Regions from separate parts of the Homo sapiens genome. Here region 1 is linked to region 2. A link is an interaction called in ENCODE POLR2A ChIA-PET data of the cell type or tissue named here. Cell type or tissue: GM12878. All regions are shown on one strand. Each heading gives the region's core, and the rest is flanking DNA. Links, peaks and the distances in the headings are about the cores only. Region 1 has its middle 19 kb from the start of XYLT2. Region 2 holds the start of PPP1R9B (protein phosphatase 1 regulatory subunit 9B).

Evidence for each region. Peaks named below come from ENCODE experiments on the same cell type or tissue, not always from the same donor. Only the 100,000 strongest peaks of a DNase experiment are listed, where the experiment ranks them.
Region 1: POLR2A ChIA-PET joins it to region 2 with 10 read pairs; 3 of 35 experiments call an interaction of 5 or more read pairs at or near these places.

What each region holds. Positions count from the first base shown.
Region 1 is chr17:50,324,777-50,330,115 of GRCh38, reverse strand. No RefSeq gene overlaps it. Among named protein-coding and RNA genes, the nearest start is that of XYLT2, 19 kb to the left of the region's middle. In GM12878, for the core only: no CTCF peak of the experiment used is centred there; a DNase peak (open chromatin) is centred at 3,045.
Region 2 is chr17:50,145,525-50,150,828 of GRCh38, reverse strand. PPP1R9B (protein phosphatase 1 regulatory subunit 9B) reads left to right here and starts at 152. Exons shown (of 10, transcript NM_032595.5): 1 at 152-1,686. The coding sequence starts at 316. LOC124904025 (a long non-coding RNA gene) reads right to left here and starts at 2,094. Exons shown (of 3, transcript XR_007065841.1): 1 at 2,002-2,094. RefSeq lists silencers at 1-41, 691-800, 1,651-1,770 and enhancers at 2,501-2,570, 3,203-3,871, 3,872-4,542. In GM12878, for the core only: CTCF peaks have their summits at 776 and 4,492; a DNase peak (open chromatin) is centred at 2,108; H3K4me3 peaks cover 5,000 bases; H3K27ac peaks cover 4,494 bases.

The sequences.
Region 1 (5,339 bases), core at 340-5,339, 180 kb before region 2:
GGAGGAAGAGGGTGGGGCTGTAGGAGGCTGGGATAGGTTGCGACAGAGGGGGCAGTAGGAGGAGAGAGCCAAGTGGGCAGTAGAGGCAGAGGCACAGGGCACAAGGATGACCCAAGGGAACAGGTCAGTAGGGCCCAGTGGGTCCCAGGAGTACTGCGGAAGGCTGGGCTTCCTGGAGTTGAGTGGAATGGGAATTGGAGCCCTCAGACTTGTGCCCATTGGGCAGACCCCAGCTGGTGAGGCCAGGGCGTGCTGATAACAGCAGTATCCCCTATAGCAGGTTTCCCAGCTGAGCCCAACCTGTAGAGCTGATGGACTGGGGACCCCATGGGTTCTGTTTATCTGAAATGATACATAGAGGGGCTTGGGCTCTTATGTGGAAGGAGGAATCATGAGCATTTCTTTTATTCACTTTTTGTTCAATTGGTCTACAAAACTTACTGAGCATCTATTATGTGCTAGGCACTGTTATGGGCATTAAGGATATAATAGTGAATTAAGTGGGCAAAAAACCTCTGAGCTCATGGGCTTGGGAGGCCAAGGCGGGTGGATCACTTGAGCCCAGGAGTTCGAGACCAGCTGGTCAACATGGTGAAACCCCGTCTCTACTAAAAATACAAAAATTAGCTGGGTGTGGTGGCATGCCTGCAGTGTGTGTGTGTGCATGCACACACCAGCAAAGAGGAAAATCCAGGAAGGAGAGAGAGGAAGTGGGAGAGGAGAAGGGAGGGAATGGAGGGGCTATCTCCTGGCCCAGCCTGGGAAACAGGTTGAGGATCCTCATGAAGACAGGTGTCAGGCCAGAAGCTGAAGGATGTGGGGACACTCTGGACACCTCTCTGCCCCTCAAAGTCCAAGTGACAGTGGGTGGTATGGAGCTGCCCAGGGCCCTTGTCCCTCTGTTCCTCTACCTCCAGATCTCTACAGAAAGTTGTTTCACGGCCCAGGGGCTCTGGGTGCCCCCAGCATGGACCAGCTGGCCCACGGCATCAGCAGAGGCCTCGAGTGCTGCATGGTTCCAGAATCCACGGCAGTGCTGGGCCCCTTATGAGGGAGCACGTGGGAAGTGGCTGGCTGTGGAGGAGGCTCGGACAGGGAGGCTTGCTGGGCACAGGGAGGCCAGTGCAGAGATGCTGGGGAGGGCGCGGCTGTGCGCCTGGGGTGCTGCAAAGCACTTTGTGGTTGGGCATCAGTGATAACATGGCCTCGTTTGCACTCACAGGCTATTAAGGCCAGGGCTGGAGGACTGGGAGATGCGGGTGCCCCTTCAAACCAACATTCTTTGAACACTTATTAAGTGGAGATGGAGAGAAACAGATGTTCTGTTAATAAAAACTAAATATATTCCCTTTCATTAAAAATGAGGGATTTATTGCATGCATTTGTTACATCCTCTTTTCTGAACTAGACAGTTTATTGTGAGGATTTTAAACTGTTTAAATATTAGGCAACAAAATAAATCTCTCCTTCTGGTGTGAGCAGCATCCCCTGGTGTGATTTGCTTTTGTAATTTCAGCTGACTGCAGCTGCTGACTTCAGGGAAGCACATCAGAGTCGCCGGCTGCGTTGAAGTTGCTGCCAAGCCCATGGCCGCACTTTGCGATGTATGCGTTTTCTGTGAAAACACTCCACAGAAACCCTTTGGGGCCAGTGAACGGTATTTTAAAATTTCCACTCGAGGGCATCGCCCACTCTGGTGGGATAGGGATCGTTTACATCTCACCCCTTATGTGAGGAAGCCCAGGTGGAAACCTGAGGTCACTGGCAGCACCTTTCTGATTAATCCCAAAGGCTCGCCCCAGGCAGCTGCCACACTGCCCTGCCTTTCTTTTTTTAGAGACGGAGTCTTGCTCTGTCGCCCAAGCCGGAGTGCAGTGGCGCGATCTCGGCTCACTGCAACATCCGTGGCCTGCCTCTTAATGTGGCTCCACCAAGAGACATCTGGATCATACTCAGAAGTAATTAGAGCCCAGGAGTTTGAGGCAGAGTGGGCTGCATTCGTGCCACTGCACTCTAGCTGGGGCAACAGAATGAAACTCCATCTCTAAAAAATGAATAAAAATGAAGACATCCATGTCTGTTATCATTTTCTCTAAATTCAAAATTCAGTATACTTTTGGAGACATTACCTCAGGACTAAATGGAATGTAAAGCCAGTCATTCTAAGTAGAATTTTGGGCCTAACGTGGGAAGACAATCTGGGGGAGGGGGTAATAGTAAATCTGCTAGAAGAAACGTTGCTTCTTAACTGGCTCCACTCATATTATTTAAAAATATGTCCTCCTTCTATATGGTCATGGTGATAATAAAAGTGTCTTCTTATTCTATTCCTTTCCCATTCAAATAAATCATCTCTTAATCTAACAAGAAAAAATAAAAAAATAAAAAAGAAGTAATTAGTACCAATTTAAGCCACAGGTAAGTATAACCCTTACTATTTAAAAGGGCAGGCCTGGCGCGGTGGCTTACATCTGTAATCCCAGAACTTTGGGAGGCTGAGGTGGGTGGATCACTTGAGGTCAGGAGTTCCAGACCAGCCTGGACAACATGGTGAAACCCTTGTCTACTTAAAGTACAAAAATTATCCAGCTGTGGTGGCGAACGCCTGTAGTCCCAGCTACTCCAAAGACTGAGGCAGGAGAATCACTTGAATCCAGGAGATAGAGGTTGCAGTGAGCCCAGATCGCACCACTGTACTCCAGCCTGGGTGACAGAGCGAGACGCTATCTCAAATAAATAAATAAATAAATAAATAATATAAGGGCAGGAAGAGGAAGCCTCGTCATTAGACAATCAACTGCAGTCAGAGCCTCAAGCATGGTATAGAGACCAGCTCAGCAAATCTCCCTCTCTGGTTTCTCGTTGTTCTCTCCTCTCCCCCATACACCCCGTGCCCAACTCCTACCCCAGTCCCCGTGGCCTTTTTTCCATTTGCATCCCTGTTCCAGGCTCTCACCAAACGATTCTTTCTGGTTTTTCTTTCAGTGGAAGTGGAGGTGGTTTGTGTGTTAGGGAGATGGTTTTAGTTCCCCCCACCCACCCATGAGTGAAACATTTACCAAACCATTCATTCTCTTAGTAAAATGTATCATTTCCCGCAGCATAACTTCACTAGATTGCTCTGCGAACAAAGCATCTGTCATTTTTCTTCATCTTATCAGAATACCCTCTTTCAGCCAGGTGCAGTGGCTCCTGCCTGTAATCTCAGCACTTTGGGAGACCAAGGTGGGCGGATCTCCTGAGCCCAGGAGTTCAAGAGCATGGTCAACATAGTGAAACCTCGTTTCTACTAAAAATACAAAAATTAGCCGGGTGTGGTGGTGTGCCTGTAGTCCCAGCTACTTGGTAGGCTGAGGTAGGAGAATCGCTTGAACCTGAGAGGCGGAGGTTGCAGTGAGCCGAGATTGCTCCACTGCAGTCCAGCCTGGGTGACAGAGGGAGACTCTGTCTCAAAAAAAAAAAAAAAAAAAAAAAAAGAATACCTTCTTCCATATCCTAGCTTGGTGTGAGCCTAAGATGGGGGAGGGTAACGGCACCTCCCTGGAGGGTAGGAGAGAAAACCCCAGCCTGCCTCAATGGCGAATGTCCTCGAGGGACACATGTTGCCTCTACAGGTAGTAAGGATCCTGATTTGAAAGTATTCACACAGAAGCCGGTTAATTACCTTTTTGGTGAGAGACTGGACCAATCGACTCTATCTAGAAGTAAGGATCTAGGGAAATTTTTCTTGGTTACTTGTTCCAAAAAAGAATTTGTCATTGTAATGGACATCTGCTGTTTCTGCCTCCAAGAACACTTTATCCCTTCTGTCAAAACTGTCTCTTTATTTCTCTCTGGCCTGGCTGGGATTGGCTTCACTCCAGCCCCTGGGTGGTCTTCATTGATCACATTAACATGTGATACAAATCTTCACACTCTGTGCCCACCCCCGTGGGCCCATCCACGTGTCTTTCCCCAGACTTGCTTTTCCCTAATCTGATGTGTCTCCTTCTAGGTCCCTGAGCAACAAGCCAAGCCACTTGCCACTACCCCTGAGTCCACGGCCATTCCCTCTGCTGGCCATTCTCTGTGCACACAAAGTGGACAATCACACATACCACATGAAGCTCTGCCCCTGTGCTTCGAGGGCCAGCCCTGAGTAGAGCCACAGAGCAGCACAGCCAGTGGTATAACTGTCTTGAAAGTTACACCATTGGCTACCCTGCTTCTCAGGCCTTCAAACACAGTCAGAGTTACAACATGTAACTTCCAGCCCAAGGCCAAAGAACTGAAAACCAGGGAGGCTGCTGGTATCAGTCCTGGAGTGCAAAGGCCCAAGAACCAGGATCTTCAGTGTCCAAGGGCTTTCACCCCCGCTTTCAGTGTCCATTTGTGGCTTTCACCCCCTCTTCCCAGCCAACTCATCCAAGAAGCAAACCTGGTTGGTTTTTGTCCTGCATCAGCTGGTTCTAGGCCCCTGACCCTCTACCCCAAGGTGGCTATAGATGTGATAGAAGGAGGAGGCAGGGATTCAACAGTGGTGGATGGCAGAGGGGCGTGGTCATCTGCTTATGCAGTTCACTTGAGCCTGCTGGTCCTGTTTGTGACCAGTCCTGGAGGTAGTACTGAAACCGTGTAATAATACATATTACACATTTATATATTAAATTATATATCATAATATATATTTTTTTGAGACAGGGTCTCACTCTGTCACCCAAGTTGGAGTGCAGTGGCGTGATCTCAACTCACTGCAACCTCCACCTCCCAGGCTCAAGCAATTCTCCCACCTGAGACTCCCAAGTAGCTGAGACCACAGGCTTGCACCACCATGCCCTGCTGATTTTTTGTATTTTTTGGTAGAGAGGAGGCTTCACCATGTTGCCCAGACTGGTCTTAAACTCCTGAGCTCAGGCAATCCACTGGTCTCGGCCTCCCAAAGTGCTGGGATTACAGGTTTGCACCACCACACCCGGACATGTTTTTTGTTTTTGTTTTTGTTTTTAAGACAGGTCTTACTATGTTGCTCACACTGGTCTCCAGCTTCTGGCCTCAAGCAGTCCTCCCACCTGGACATGCTGGGATTACCGGCACAAGCCACCATACCCAAACTCCCTTTTCTTGAGCTAGAACATCCATCTTCCCTTGCCCTTGGACACTGAAGATCCTGGTTCTTGGGCCTTTGCACTCCAGGACTGATACCAGCAGCCTCCCTGGTTTTCAGTTCTTTGGCCTTGGACTGGAAGTTGCACTATTGTAACTCTGACTGTGTTTGAAGGCCTGAGAAGCAGGGTAGCCAATGGTGTAACTTTCAAGCCAGTTATACCACTGGCTCTCCTAATTCTCCAGCTTGCAGACAG
Region 2 (5,304 bases), core at 1-5,000:
CCAGACGCCGCTTTGCTAATTTGGGTGGGGGCGACCGTACCAGGCCGCTCGGGCTTTTGAAGCGGGGCTGGCTGTCTTCGGCAGCTTGATTGGGGGAGGCGACCCACACACAGGGCGCTTGGAGATTTTTTTTTTTTCATTTTTTTTTTTAAAGCGGGATTAACTGTTTTTGGCAGCTTGGTTTTGGGGGGACCCTAAAAAAGGCCTTCGGGGTTTCTTTTATCGGGGGGAGGGGGCGGTGGTCCCGACTTGGCCAGCCGCCTGTTGAAGCGGGGGAGCGGGGAGCAGGGGCATGCGAACCCGGCTCCCCCCACCATGATGAAGACGGAGCCACGGGGGCCCGGGGGTCCCCTCCGGAGCGCCTCCCCGCACCGCAGCGCCTACGAGGCGGGCATCCAGGCGCTGAAGCCGCCCGACGCGCCCGGGCCCGACGAGGCACCCAAGGGGGCCCACCACAAGAAATATGGCTCCAACGTCCACCGCATCAAAAGTATGTTCCTGCAGATGGGCACGACGGCGGGGCCCTCGGGCGAGGCGGGCGGCGGCGCGGGCCTGGCCGAGGCCCCACGGGCGTCCGAGCGCGGCGTGCGCCTGTCGCTGCCGCGGGCCAGCAGCCTGAACGAGAACGTGGACCACAGCGCCCTGCTGAAGCTGGGCACCAGCGTGTCGGAGCGCGTGAGCCGCTTCGACTCCAAGCCCGCGCCCTCCGCGCAGCCTGCGCCGCCGCCGCACCCGCCGTCCCGGCTGCAGGAGACGCGGAAGCTGTTCGAACGGAGCGCCCCAGCGGCCGCAGGCGGCGACAAGGAGGCCGCGGCGCGGCGGCTGCTGAGGCAGGAGCGCGCCGGCCTGCAGGACCGGAAGCTGGACGTCGTGGTGCGCTTCAACGGCAGCACCGAGGCGCTGGACAAGCTGGACGCTGACGCCGTGTCCCCCACGGTCAGCCAGCTCAGCGCCGTCTTCGAGAAGGCCGACTCGAGGACCGGCCTCCACCGCGGGCCCGGGCTCCCCAGGGCCGCAGGGGTTCCCCAGGTCAACTCGAAGCTGGTCAGCAAGCGGTCCCGGGTGTTCCAGCCCCCGCCGCCGCCGCCGCCCGCCCCGTCGGGGGATGCCCCGGCCGAGAAAGAGCGATGCCCCGCAGGGCAGCAGCCCCCGCAGCACCGAGTGGCCCCTGCCCGGCCGCCCCCCAAGCCCCGGGAGGTGCGCAAGATTAAGCCGGTGGAGGTGGAGGAGAGCGGGGAGTCGGAGGCCGAGTCGGCGCCCGGGGAGGTGATCCAGGCCGAGGTTACGGTCCACGCGGCCCTGGAGAATGGCAGCACCGTGGCAACTGCAGCCAGCCCCGCGCCCGAGGAGCCAAAGGCCCAAGCGGCCCCGGAGAAGGAGGCGGCGGCGGTAGCGCCGCCAGAGAGGGGGGTGGGCAATGGCCGGGCCCCGGACGTGGCCCCTGAGGAGGTAGATGAATCCAAGAAGGAGGACTTCTCGGAGGCGGACTTGGTGGACGTGAGCGCCTACAGTGGGCTCGGGGAGGACTCTGCGGGCAGTGCCCTGGAGGAGGACGACGAAGACGACGAGGAGGATGGGGAGCCCCCCTACGAGCCCGAGTCGGGGTGCGTGGAGATCCCGGGGCTGTCGGAGGAGGAGGACCCAGCCCCGAGCCGGAAGATCCATTTCAGCACGGCGCCCATCCAAGTAAGTGAGCCCCCCCGCCCTGCCCCCGCGCCGCCCCTGCCACGTGCACGCGGCCGCCCCCGCTCGCCAGCCAGCCAGCCGGGTTTGGCAGGCTGAGTCAGCCCCTGCCACCCAGCCCCCTTCCCAGAAGTTCCCACCCTCAGGGGGGCGTGGGGGAGTTCCAGCTGTTTGTCAGAGAGGGATTTTCAGGTGTGCGAGGGGGGTGGCCTGCCCCGACCTGCCCTCAGGTTCCTCCGCCTGCTGCCCCGCCCCGCCGCTCCGCGGAACCCGCCCTGCCCCACGCGGGTCCTGGGACACCTGCTTTCCCTTCCTCACCCGGACATTCCTTCCTCCAGAGGCTGCCAGAGGCTGGGGTTGGGTAGTGTGAAGGGGTGTGTGTGTCTTCAGGAGAGACATTTGCCCTTCACTGGGTAGAGAGGGGGCCGGGGTGCTTTCCCCCTGTATGGGAGCTGGATGAGGTGAGAAAGGGGAAAGCCAGGAACTTCTCAAAACGAAGCTGCAGGGGACCGCAGGCAGCCCTTCCTCTATTCTGTTTGTACCCCCACCCCAACTTTGCAGAAGTGAAAGAGGGAAGCAGATCGTGAGGGTGAGCTGGTCTGTGGCCATGTGACTGGCTGGCGCCGTGTTCCCTGGGGGTCCCTGCAGGCCAGCTGCCCGGTCCTCCTTGCACAGGGAGGGGCACTTTGTGTGGTCCTTGATGGGGAGAGGCCTTCTGCAGGCATGGAGGAGGAGGAGGTGGGGCTGGGATCCCCCTGGGTGCCTGGCAGTAGTGGGCATGCCTTTACTCTTGGCTGCTCAATAGGACAGACTCCCATGGCCTTGGCAGGCCCCAAGTGTTCTTGCCACATTCTCTGGGAGCCCTGAAAGAGGGATGGGAGCTGCCCCTTTTGGGGGTCTCATCCCCACGGCCACTATTGGTGGTTGGTTTGTGGGTTGTGCCAGAGCTTTGAGATCCTCAGAACAGCCCTGATGGGGAGGGAACATCCCCTGGGGGGAATCAAAAACCCCAGGCCACCCCTCCCCCCACTTCCCACCACCCTCCACTCTTGGCTAGCACATTCAGCCTGCAGGGTTCTTCCTCACCGCCCCAGGCTCAGCTGCACCCGGCCCCAGGTCCGCCCCATGGAAGTGTCCAGGTCCCTGGACTCTCCTTGGCCTGGACCCTGCCCTGCCTTTACCCTTCCCTAGCCAAAGCACCATCTGTTTGCTTGTCGTTTCCATAACTACTCCTGGACTCTGAAGCTTCCCAACTTTCCTCTCACTCGCCCAGAATGTCAGCCTCTGCCCCTCTCCCACCTCCCACCCCAGCAAGAGGCCTGAAAGGTTAAAAGTGAGTGGCTCTCAGGCCAGCCTCTCCCCTGGGCTGGGACCTGCGGGGTCCTCTCCCAACCCCTTTCCCCTCCTGAAGGCAGTGGGGTTCTGAAGGGAATGGGGGACTGTAGTGTTTCTTGGGACTCTGAAGCAGAGTTTGGATCCCCCCACCCCACCCCCACTAATTTTGCGAGAAGTCCGATTCCCTCAGAGTTGGAGTTTGGTCTGGGCCTCTGACTGTCTATATTTGACGCCTTACCCTGATTTTTCAGTAAAAAATAGCACATGATTTGGAGCAGTGCTTCCCGGCTCCCTGGTGACTTTGGAGCTGGCCCGCCCTGTGTGAGAGCCAGCGTGTGTGGCGGGCCCAGTGTGGCTGGCTTTCAGCCTCACTGGGGATTTCCTCCTCCCCACCCTGGCACAGGGGCCCCACTTTTTCTTCTTCCTGCCCCTGCCTTGATGCCAAGTCCAGGGTCCCGGTCCCCATGGATGACCCAATTGTTGCCCTTCTGGAGGTGGAGGCCTCTGCTGAGGGCAGAGAACCCAATTCCAGCTTGGCCTCAGGGAGGTGGGACCTCCCCTAGGGCCCTCTGCTAGACCGGCATATCATGGTGGGCAGCCCGAGGAGGGGTAGGAGGTGGTCTGGGGCCTCTGAGCCCAGGCCTGGGATTCCTGCAGGCGGCAGGACCAGAAAGGGAACAGGATTTGATAGGCTGAGAGAAGAGGGCAGGGTGCAGCCCAGGACAGGCTGTGAGGTGTGTTTTGGAGGTCACAGCGGGCGTGTGTGTCCATGTGTGTCAGGGAGGGGTTTCGTTGACTCAGGAGACTGTAGAGACTCAATGATGAAGGGACCGTGTCTCCTAGAGCAGAGGGTGAGAGTCAGGGGACTCCAGTGCAAAGTGGGCCAAATCCCACTGCTGAGTCCAGGCTCACATCAGCCCTGTCCCAGAGCCTGGGGCATGTGTGCAGTGGAAACCAAGTCACCGGTGACCCACCCACCTGTCCCAGCTGGGTGCAGTCTCATTCTGCCTGGCCACAGTTTAACCCATGTGACCTTGGGCAGTGGGCCTGGTGCCCTGGACTATGTGCAAGGTAGGCAGCCTGTTTGTTCGAGGGGTGCAATGGACAGATGAGCTTTAAGGGCTGGAGCCAGAGTTTCTCTGATGCTGTGAAATTGAGGGCATTGAGCTAAGTGACCAGAGGGGTCCCTCCCACCTAAGCCTTCTAGTCCTATGAGCACCCCCTCCCTCTCCCACTGTGGCAGTGAGCCTCTCTGGTAGGGGGTGGGGACGACACGGAGCAAACCCAGACAAAGGCTGGGACACGAGAGTGCTGCTGCCCACCAGGGTGCCCACAAGGTCTGCTCCTGGAGGAGACGGGCCCTGACAAGGGCCCTTGGGGGAGATGGGGTCCTAGTCTGACTCCTCGGGGCTCAGACTCAGCCAACTGATAGAGCTGTTCCCCATCCCTCCCCGCCCCCGCCTGGCTCCAAGTGGTGCCAACCTGTCACTGCAGGCGATGAAGCTTGAGCATGTCATGGTACCCCAAATGGTGCTCATTAACCTCCCACTGGGGGCACCCCTGCCTGGGCCCAGAATTAGACATTCCCACAGAGCCCAGCCCCACCTTCTCTGTCCTTCTGAGGGAGTCAGAGCTGAGGAATTCCTCTTTTTGCTGAGAGACATTGGAGAGAGACAACAGAGGGGTACAGGAGATGCCAAGGCAGGGGTGGCCTCGGAGCCCCATGGCGCCTGGGTTCGCTGTGGGCAGTGTCAGAGGCTGTCCCCTCCTCAGTCTCCTGGGCCCCCTAGCACATGGACAGGGGGCGTAACTTAGAGAGCTGCAGTTGTGGAGGGAGAGCGGCCTGGGTGTGCAGGGAAGGCCAGGCCCAGCTTTTTCCCCTGCTTCTGCCACCCGAGGGGCTCCTGGGGATGGAGGGCCTGCCTCTTCTCCACGGGGATAGAGATGGTCTTTCCTGCTTCCCTCCCCTGCTCCAACATCCACTTGAGCGGCAAGTCAGAGCCAGTCCTGGGTACCTCTCCCCTTCCACCCCTCCTGCTCCCCTCCTCCTCTTCTGTCTCACACCCGCTCCCCCCTCTCTCCCCATCTGGCATTCTCCAGCATCTTCTCCATCCTCTCTCCCCTCCTCCTCTTCCCCTCTTCTGCTCAGCCTGTTCCTTCCTCTCTGTGTCTGTCTTTGTGTCCCCTCTCGCCTGTCTGGCTCTCTGGGTCCTATCTCTCACTTTCCCTCTATCTGGGTGTCTGGGTTCCTGAGTTGGACGTTTCTCCAGGATTCCCCTTCTGTGC